Regions from separate parts of the Homo sapiens genome. Here region 2 is linked to region 1. The links are chromatin contacts, found by POLR2A ChIA-PET in ENCODE. All regions are on one chromosome and are shown on one strand. The core of a region is the stretch at or near the end of the contact, and the rest is flanking DNA. Distances in the headings are between cores, read along the strand shown. Region 1 holds the start of PFDN5 (prefoldin subunit 5). Region 2 holds the start of NAA25 (N-alpha-acetyltransferase 25, NatB auxiliary subunit).

Region 1 (5,078 bases), core at 746-3,245:
GTTGTAGAGTACTACAAGTAAAAAGCCAGCCTCATTTCCCTTAATGCCCTCAATCATGAAGTAGCTAATTCCTGACAAAGTCAATGTTTTGTTTGTTTTTTGCTTTCTGAGACAGAGTCTCGCTCTATCGCCCAGGTTGGAGTGCAATTGCCCGCTATCGGCTCACTGCAACCTCTGCCTCTCGGGTTAAAGCAATTCTCCTGTCTCAGTCGCCGGAGTAGCTGGGATTACAAGCATGTGCCACCACGCCTGGCTAATTTTTGTATATTTAGTAAAGACAGGGTTTCACCATGTTGGCCAGACCGATCTCTAACTCCTGACCTCAGGTGATCTGCCAGCCTTGGCCTCCCAAAGTGCTGGGATTACAGGCGTGAACCACTGTGCCTGGCTAATTTTTTTTTTTAAACCATTCCCTACTACACACTACTATTCCTGTGTTCCTTTTAGCCTGTCAGTTCTGAGACTACAGATTAAAGATGCCCTACTGCCATAACTTGCTCATTCAAATAAAACACTGAACAAGTGAACACAATCCAGGTTTCTTAGTGACAGTTTAGAAATGAGCCACAATTAAGCTGAAGTTGAAGATTAACAGAGCCAAGCTCCCTGTTTCTATATCCTCCTATTTTTGTCTATTGCCTGTATCTTCTAAGATATTAGCAAAGTGTAAACCACCAGCTTTATCTCCATATTAATGTTCTCAAACAGCAAAGGGAAATATTACATCTCAACTATACATACTCCTTGGTGTTCACAAGACATTAGCTGGATGTTGGTGTGAAGTCAGATAAAAGAGCTACAAAGTGTGTAATAAGAGTATTCTTGGCCGGGGGCAGTGGCTCACGCCTGTAATGTAATCCTAGCACTTTGGGAGGCCGAGGCAGGCGGATCACGAGGTCAGGAGTTCGAGACTAGCCTGGCCAATATGGTGAAACCCCCAACTCTACTATTAATACAAAAATTAGCCGGTCGTGGTGGCGCGTACCTAAAGTCCCAGCTACTCGGGAGACTGAGGCAGAAGAATCTCTTGAACTCGGGAGGCGGAGGTTGCAGTAAGCCAAGATCTCACCATTGCGCTCCAGCCTGGGCGACAGAGCGAAATTCCGTCTCAAAAAAGAAAGAAAAAAAAAAAGGGTATCCTCAAAATCATTGTGAGGAGAGGGTAATCTGAAGTAATCAAAACAATCCCCCTCCCCGCTTTTTGGGGGAGTGAAGGAGAAAGGGAGAAGGCAGCAGGTAGCCGTTCCTGTGGAAAGGATACAGAACTCGTCAGTGGGACGAGTAATTCTTTCCCTGTGAAAGCAATGAAGACAAACACCTGGGGAAGGTTAGCGGCTCCAACGTAAGACGTTAAAGAGAGTTCCAACAGGGCACAGCACCCACAGACAGTGTGAAAAGAACGGAAACAGGGGCAATAGGAGCAGAGGAATGTCCTGTACTTTTCAATTCTAGGCAGGCAACATGCAAAGGGTTCATGAAGCGGTATACGATATGTAATGGATTTTCTCGTTTCAGGTAAGAAAAACTGGGTTAGGAGGTGGGACGAGAGAAGCAGGTTCGCCACTTTAGGTTACCCTCACCCGCCTACCCCATACCCTCGTTGCTCTTGTTCAGCACGTTCAGACAGTCCTTGGCTTCCACATACTTGGTCTGTACCACTTTGAGCTGAGCAATGGACGTGGACAAGAACTCCACTTCCTACAGAGGACCGGGATAGCGGGTCAATGAGAGGACTAAGGGGAGAAAGGAGCGCGGCCGGGGAGGGGGCAGGTCCTGGGATCGGATAGAGGTTTCGCCTGGGAAAGGTAGGCTGCCAACTTGGAACCGGGCGCGAGAAGTACGCGTGGGCAAGGGGGATGTAGAGCAGGAAAGAGGTGCCTCTGGGGCCCGTCCCCACCTGGTCCAGCTGGTTCTTGAGCATTTCTAGCTGCGGCAGATTCAGCTCCGTGATGTTAATAGACTGCGCCATGTTGGGAAGGCCGACTTAACGAAGAGGAAGTCTCTCGGCGAGCAACGCTCTAGCCGTCCTCTGCGCGTCTCGGTGGCGCCGGGAGGCCTCGCTGCGCCAGACAGCTCTATGATCCTCCGTCCCGGAAGGGAAGGAGGGGCTTGAGCCTCTCAGAGACTGTTGTGTGAGTTCATTTCATAAAATGTCTTAAGCCTAGTATTGTAAAGTAGCAGCAAACAGGACTCCTGCCTACAAGGAACTGCAAAATCTTAAAGTTCTCACGACACAACCACGATATTACAAAGTAGTGTATGCTACTCCACGTGGGTGGTATAAGCTACTGGAAAGCAGGCTGGATTGCCATGGCGACGGCTCGGGGGCCTGGCCCTGCTCCTCTCCACCCCGCTTGCTATTGCTGCCTGCTGGTACCCCGCCAGGCCCGATTTCAAATGTTCCTCCCAGCACGGCATGGAAATGGCAGGGAAATTCTAAACTCTTTTTCCCAGATGGCCTCTGAGGCCGAAAGGCAGGAAAAAAAAAAAAATCCCTTGTCAGACCGTTCTGAATTGTCCTTGGAAAAAAACAGGCATTAGATTGAAAGCTTGTCGAAGGCAGGAACCAACCATGTTCTCATCACTGAACCAATTCTTCCCCTCTCGCTATAACCATCTTCCCCCAGCCGGAAGTAGGCTGACACGTAGTAGGATCTGAAAAAGGGTTTATCACCCGTTGCCAGTGAGGTGGTGGGAGAACAGCAAGGAAGCGCCATTGTCAACCAAGTACAGCACAAATTAATCAATAAAATATTTTGGCCGGGCATGGTGGCTCACGCCTGCAATCCCAGCACTTTGGGAGGCCGAGAAGGACAGATTGCTTGAGCCCAGGAGTTTGAGACCAGCTTGGGCAACACGGCGACACCCCGTCTCCACAAAAAATACAAAAATTAGCCGGGCTGGTGGCACACGCCTGTAGTCCCAGCTACATGGGAGGCTGAGGTGGGAGGATCGCTTGAGCTGGAGAGTTGAGGCTGCAGTAGGCTGTGATTGTGCACACTAGCAACAGAGCTAGACTCTGTCTCAAAAAAAAAAAGGTTTTACCATGTGCTGTATGTGAGGGATACGTGAGAGTGTAAGATACTTGCTTCCCTTGAGCTTAACAATTGGAGAGAAAAACCACACTAGAACTCCACAGATCCACAGACTCTACTGCTAAAGTTACACATTGGTAAGTGTAACAGGTGTACATGGGCAGACAGCAGTAGCCTTTAACATCTACTTAGGAGGCAGGCAGGGCAACTGAGGCATTAAAACTAGTGCCATGGCTGGGCGCGGTGGCTCACGCCTGTAATCCCAGCACTTTGGGAGGCTGAGGAGGGTGGATCACAAGGTCAGGAGTTCGAGACCAGCCTGGCCAATATGGTGAAACCCTGTCTCTACTAAAAATGCAAAAATTAGTGGGACGTGGCGGCATGTGCCTGTAGTTCCAGCTACTCAGGAGGCTGAGGCAGGAGAATCGCTTGAACCCAGCAGGCAGAGGTTGCAGTGAGCCGAGATTGCGCCACTGCACTCCAGCATGGGCAACAGAGCAAGACTCTGTCTCAAAAAAAAACAAAAACAAAAAACAAAACACTAGTGCCACTCCAAAGATACCTGCGGCAGGAAGACAGGACGGACGGATGGTACCTGGCCAAAACACTCTCAAAGGGTCTATCACTACCCTTCCTTGGGCCTGTCTCTACTTAGCATTTTGATGCCCCTTTCTCCTCCAGATTTGTCTGCTGAGGCCCAGCCAGGCCCAGCAGGCTTTGTCCTGTGTCTTTGCCTTTCTTCCCCAAGCACTCAAACTTGATCTGCTGTAACCTGTTCCTGTCAGCTTACAGTACCACATAGTAGGAAGGGGGCAGTCATGCCGTGTCTTTAAATGTTCTCAGATAAACTACGCAAAACAGGGTTTAAATGATGTATCTTTATTATACTGAGGTTAAATCAAAAGGAAATGTTTCATATAAAACACTGGGGAAAATCACTTTAAAAGAGTTATCCTAAGGATTAAATCTAACCTTGGAGGTAGAACAGTTATGAGGCTTCTAGCATCAATAAGACAGCTCCATGGGGTTACCGCAGAGAGACAGGCAAGCCATAGGCTATAGGTGCAGCCCCAATAAGATACTTGAGTCGGGGAGCTTGGCGGGCCTGGTTTACATAGTAGAGAAGGGGGGCCCCTGGGCCTGCTCCAAGCCAGCCTTGCAGCAGAGCTTCCGTGTAGCGGTCAATGTCGCGGTCAGTCACATCCCAGAGATTACCCAGAAACAAGGGGCTGGGAAAAGAAAAGGAGGAAATACAAAGTAAGGGCTCTAAAACAGAATACATAGGAAAACACCATTGGTGGTGGGGGTGGGTGAGTGGAGAGGATTGAACCAATGAGAAACTCCTTTGGCCCTTGGTTACAAGAGAAGAACAGAAGGGAGCTAAGGGTTAATGGTCCAGGCATGCCAGGGAACTAACTAGGATAGGAGGAAAATGGGGCACAAGAGAGGCAAGATTCAGACCTGGGAAAGAACCTGGGGTGAGGGCAGGAGTCCTAATGCCCTAGGATGGGTCTTGCCCTTGGAGACTCACCAACCAGCCATGATGTACTTGAGCACGATGCCAGCCCCCTCCAGGTTTCCACGCACAGCCAGGGCCGCACTGCTACAGCCAAACAGCAGGGCCACTGCCCGACAGCTCAGCCGCAGGACAGCCTGCCCATCAAGGAAGCGGGCACCAGCCCCATGCCCTGCATAGCTAAGGCAGAAGGAGGTGAGATGAGTCTTGAGCTAGTAATACCTGGCCTCTGCCTGTGTCTTCAGAGGCTCTCAAGTCCCAAAGCAACCCATGGTGATACCATCCTCAGGACTGCCCCTCTCCCCACATCCCTGCCTTAAGCACTCACATATACAAATCATGCTTTGTCAGGGCTTCCTGCACCTGTTCAGGTCTTGGCACCTCCCCAACCACTCCTCTCCAGCCAGCTTCACTGCAGGGAAAAGGCAGGTGTGAGAATAGGGAAATGCATGGCAGGGGTCAGGTGGCAAAGACAGCAGAGGGATCATTAGATAGAAGGTGGGCTGCAACAGCTGTTTCTGGAGAAA
Region 2 (5,078 bases), core at 1,776-4,275, about 59 Mb before region 1:
GCCCGCCACCACGTCTGGCTAATTTTTTTGTATTTTTAGTAAAGACAGGGTTTCACCGTGTTAGCCAGGATGGTCTCGATCTCCTGACCTCGTGATCCACCCACCTTAGCCTCCCAAAGTGCTGGGATTACAGGCGTGAGCCACTGTGCCCAGCCGCTCAGCTAATTTTTTATTTTTAGTAGAGATGGGGTTTTGCCATGTTGCCCAGGCTGGTCTCGAACTCATGTCCTCAAGTGATCCGCTCGCCTAGACCTCCTAAGTGCTAGGATTACAGGCGTGAGTCACCATTCCCGACCTCTGGAGTATTTAAATGCCTTCCTTTTTTTTTTTTTTTTTTGAGATGGAGTCTTGCTCTGTTGCCCAGGCTAGAGTGCAACAACATGATCTTGGCTCACTGCAACCTCCACCTCCCGGGTTCAAGCCTCAGCCTCGGGAGTAGCTGGGATTACAGGCACGTGCCACCACGCCTGACTAATTTTTTGTATTTTTAGTAGAGATGGGGTTTCGCCACGTTGCCCAGGCTGGTCTCAAACTCCTGACCTCAGGTGATCCACCCGCCTCGGCCTCACAAAGTGCTGAGATTACAGGCACGACCCACTGCACCCGGCCTATTTATTTATTTATGCAAGAGTCTTGCTCTGTTGCCCATGCTGGAGTGCAATGGCACGATCTTGGCTCACTGCAACCTTTGCCTACCGGGTTCAAGCGATTCTCCTGCCTCAGCCTCCTGAGTAGCCGGGGTTACAGGCTCACACTACCACACCCAGCTAATATTTGTATTTTTAGCAGAGAAGGGGTTTTATCATGTTGGCCAGGCTTGTCTTGAACCCCTGACCTCATGTGATCCACCCACTTTGGCCTGCCAAAGTGGTGGGATTACAGGGGTGAGCCACCAAGCCAGCCTTACCACACTATTTAAAATTACCTCCCTCTCTCACTGCCCCCCTTTCCTGCTTTATTTTTCTCAGTAGCATTTATCACCATGTAATAGGCTATCTACTTATTTATTGTCTGTCTCCCTCACTACAAATAAAAACTCCATTAAGTCTCTGTCTATTTTATTTATTGATGTATCCTCTGTGCCTAAAACAAGAGTGTGTCAAATAATAGGCACTCAATAACTCAGTGTTGTACGAATAAATCTATCTGTAAAAAGAGAGGTAATAATAAGATCTACCTCCCAGGGAAATACGATGACAGTTATGAAAATTAAATGAGAGAATAAATGTAAAGACCTTGCATTTAAATACTCTAGGCAGATACCGAGTAAGTATTCATCTAGGATGCTTCTTTGTTGGCTGAGTCCTGGGAGAAGGGTGTGTGGCAGGCCAGGTCTCACTAACACAGGCCTCCATAACAACTGTTTCAGTACTAACTGAGTGGTTAAGTTACATATTAAAAGCTAAAAAAAAAAAGCCAGTGCCCTTATACAAAGGATGGAATGTAACAAAAGCCCACCAAGAGTTTTGCCTAGGCCTTTCCTTGGCCTTAAAGCATGACAAAATAACGAAAGAATTCCTAACAGGACCCATTTAGGATTAAACAAATTTTATTGGGGGTCTGAAGTAACTCCCCAAACCTCCGTGATTTAGTAGGAGGCAAGATAAGGATAATCACCCCAGCACCTATTGCCATTTAGATTAAGTAAATTTACTGAGGCTTCAAAGGAAAGTCTTCAGGACTCAAACCTTAGTTATAGACTAAAGTGAGTTAATCAATTATTATTATTATTATTTTTTTTTTTTTGAGACGGAGCCTCCCTCGCCCAGGCTGGAGTGCAGTGCCGGGATCTCGGCTCACTGCAAGCTCCGCCTTCCGGGTTCACGCCATTCTCCTGCCTCAGCCTCCCTAGTAGCTGGGACTACAGGCGCCTGTCACTGCGCCCAGCTAATTTTTTGTATTTTTAGTAGAGATGGGGTTTCACCGTGGTCTCGATCTCCTGACCTCGTGATCCGCCCGCCTTGGCCTCCCAAAGTGCTGGGATTACAGGCATGAGCCACCGCGCCCGGCGAGTTAATCACTTATGTCTTTAGATGAATGCACATTTACACGTAGACATATAGCTTAGAAGGTATATAAGCTCTGGAAAGCTTTGTAATTTTAAGTTGGTCTGGTGATAATTTCCAGGCCTTCTCCCTGTAACTGGTTGCAGAAATAAAAACTCGCTTCCTCTCCAGTTCATCTGCATCTCCTTACTGAACCAGGAGAAACAGCAGCCTGACGCTCAGTTTGGTCCAGGAACAGGTGGTGGAGGGCTCTCGAACTTTTTTCTTTTTTTTTTTTTTTTTTTGAGATGGAGTCTCGCTCTGTCGCCCAGGCTGGGGTGCAGTGGCGCGATCTCGGCTTACTGCAAGCTCCGCCTCCTGGGTTCACGCCATTCTCCTGCCTCAGCCTCATGAGTAGCTGGGACTACAGGCGCCCGCCACTACGCCCCGCTAACTTTTTTTGTATTTTTAGTAGAGATGGGGTTTCACCGTGTTAGCCAGGATGGTCTCGATCTCCTGACCTTGTGATCCGCCCGCCTCGGCCTCCCAAAGTGCTGGGATTACAGGCTGAGCCACAGCGCCCGGCTCTCTCGAACTTTTTTGGCAGATTTTTGCTGTTGATCAGCCCCGCTTCCCCAACTTTCCCCTGGGTCTCTCTCCCCCGGGAGTTTCTGGTTCCTCTGCGATTAATCACAGCCAAGTCTAGCTGGTTCTTCAGGACGGAGAATAAATAGGATAAACAGGAGCAGCCGAACCCTAACTTTGAGAGCTTTCTCCCCTCCTCTCCTAACTTCCCAGTCAGTGACTCGGAAGACTTTAACAGCAACAGCTGCCTCCTCTTGCCAGCTTGATCCCACCTGCTAAGTGAAGGAACAGCGTTTAAAGAGGTGGCAATCGGCAAGGGTGGATGCTTCCCTTTCCGCGCAGGCGCGTTCAGTCGCAGCACCGCGACTATCGTGATAGACAAGCGAGATCGACGCTGGCCCTTTAATAGCCCTTTCCCGGGGTCCTGCCCCGCGCGTGCGCACTGTGGTTCTGCGCTTGTCATCATGGCGACGCGGGGCCATGTGCAGGACCCTAACGACAGGCGCCTCCGGCCCATTTACGGTGAGTGTCTTGGACCAGCCCGCTCGCCAGCCCGACGCGCCGAGGGCTGCCGAGGCTGGGGCGAAAGCCCAGGAGGGGTGCTGAGGGCCGGCGCGCGGGCCGGGCAGGCGCAGGGGGGCGGGCCGCGCGGGCCACTAGGCCGCAGCCGCGGGCCTCGCGTAGGCGCCGGCCCAACCTTCCTCAGCCTTGGGGTGGTAGTGGCGCGGTCTGGGCAGCAGCTGGTCGGCAGAGCTGGCCTGCTTGGCAGGCCCCGTGGGACGCGTGGTTCTGCAGACACCTGCGCTACCCGCAGGCTGCATCGTTACCGCCGCTCCTAGGGAGACCGGAGATCTCCCCGAAGGTGGAAGCCGGCTCCGGCACGAGGGTGGGACGCCCTGCCTGAGGGAAGATTCCCTACCAGAGATTTTTTTTTATTTACGGGAATTGGGCCTAGAGGGTTGTCTGACTAGGTGGGCTTCGGTGCATAGGAGAAACTGAGGTCCGGAGTGGGGAAGGGGCTGACGCAAGGTCACCCAGATCGAGTCAGGAGCAGGCCCGAGATTCCAGGCTCCCAATCCAGAGCTGTTGGGTGGAGAAGCAGCTACTCTGGTCACACGTGGGAGGCGGGGGGAGGGGGTCTTGGGCCTAAAATAGCGGTGAAGAGATTGTGATAGCTCGTGTCAGAGGGGCATGCAGAGCTACTGGAGGGCTTCTCCTTTCTGCAGCTTCTCTGTGGTTTTCTCTGCAGCTTTCCTTCCCTGTGCTAAGCAGATCCCTCTCCACAACTCTTACCTCAACCCGCAGACTTGAAGACCTTGATGTCATCTCATCCATTTACCCTGGTAGTGAAAAATCACAGATTTTGAGTTTGGGAGAAACCCTTTTCCAATAACCGAAATGTGTAATTGGATTGGTCCTTTTTGCATTTCCTTTCCTCTTAGATGGTTTTATGGTCTTGGTCTATCTCACTTAATGGTGAGGAAGCTTCAAGGTCAGTGGTTTTTACAAAAGTAGACATCGTATTTATAGACCTCATGTGGATGTTACTAAATTGGAGGCTTCTCTCCAAGGTGGGAATCGTTTTGGGAGCGGGGGGCGGTGGTTAACTTTGTTTCTGGCCACAGTTAGTCCGGCTTTTATTTCATAATTTGTGTGATTTTTTTTTTTACTCTCACATCTCATTTGATTTTAGCAACAATCCTATAGCTAAGGTTTATAGATGACTCATTATGACAGTCACTGGCCTTGGCCTTTTATATGGGTTATCTAATATAATCTTCACCCATTCTCAAGAGGTGGCTACTGTTTTTTCCTGCCCCTGAACCCTTTAACAACAACAACAACAAAAAAAAAAACAGATGAGGAAACTGAGGCTTTATTGTTGTTGTGTAATTTGTCTAAGGCCACTCAGTTAGTATTTCTTGGAGCTAGAATTTGAACCCCTGTGGACTGTTTCAGGCTCACCTTTTTTTTCTTTTGAGATGAGTCTCACTCTGTCGTCCAGGTTGGAGTACAGTGGCACAATCTCAGTTCACTGCACCCTCTGCCTCCCAGGTTCAAGCGATTCTCCTGCCTCAGCCTCCTGAGTAGCTGAGATTACAGTTGCACGCCACCAGGCCCAGCGAACTTCCATGTTTTTAGTAGAGACAGGAGTTTACCATGTTAGCCAGGCTGGACTTGAACTCTTGACCTACTCAGCCTCCCAAAGTGCTGGGATTATAGGTGTGAGCCACCATGCCTGGCTCCAGGCTCACCTTTTTTTTTTTTTTTTTTTTTTTTTTGGAGACAGTCTCATTCTGTCATCCAGGCTAGAGTGCAGTTGCACAATCACAGTGCACTGCAACCAGCCTCCGCCTCCTGGGTTCAAGTGATTCTCCTGCCTCAGTCTCCTGAGTAGCTGGGATTACAGGTGCCCGCCACCATGCCGGCTAATTTTTGTATATATTGTAGAGAATGGGTTTCGTCATGTTGCCCAGTCTAGTCTAAAACTCCTGAGCTCAAGCAGTC

Evidence for each region. ChIA-PET counts read pairs that join two places held with the same protein, here RNA polymerase II (POLR2A).
Region 2: POLR2A ChIA-PET joins it to region 1 with 10 read pairs in activated B cell. The contact joins the promoter of NAA25 here to the promoter of PFDN5 in region 1. POLR2A ChIA-PET finds 5 or more read pairs at or near these places in 2 of 52 experiments (WTC11 and activated B cell).

What each region holds. Positions count from the first base shown.
Region 1 is chr12:53,292,459-53,297,536 of GRCh38, reverse strand. It overlaps PFDN5 (prefoldin subunit 5), which reads right to left and starts at 1,995. Exons shown (of 6, transcript NM_002624.4): 1 at 1,898-1,995; 2 at 1,596-1,698; 3 at 1,262-1,293. The coding sequence starts at 1,969. It overlaps ESPL1 (extra spindle pole bodies like 1, separase), which reads right to left. Exons shown (of 31, transcript NM_012291.5): 29 at 4,880-4,963; 30 at 4,567-4,731; 31 at 3,899-4,264. The coding sequence ends at 4,063. RefSeq lists enhancers at 1,088-2,287, 1,773-2,312.
Region 2 is chr12:112,106,730-112,111,807 of GRCh38, reverse strand. It overlaps NAA25 (N-alpha-acetyltransferase 25, NatB auxiliary subunit), which reads left to right and starts at 3,025. Exons shown (of 24, transcript NM_024953.4): 1 at 3,025-3,092. The coding sequence starts at 3,035. RefSeq lists silencers at 3,076-3,155, 3,176-3,255 and an enhancer at 4,856-5,078.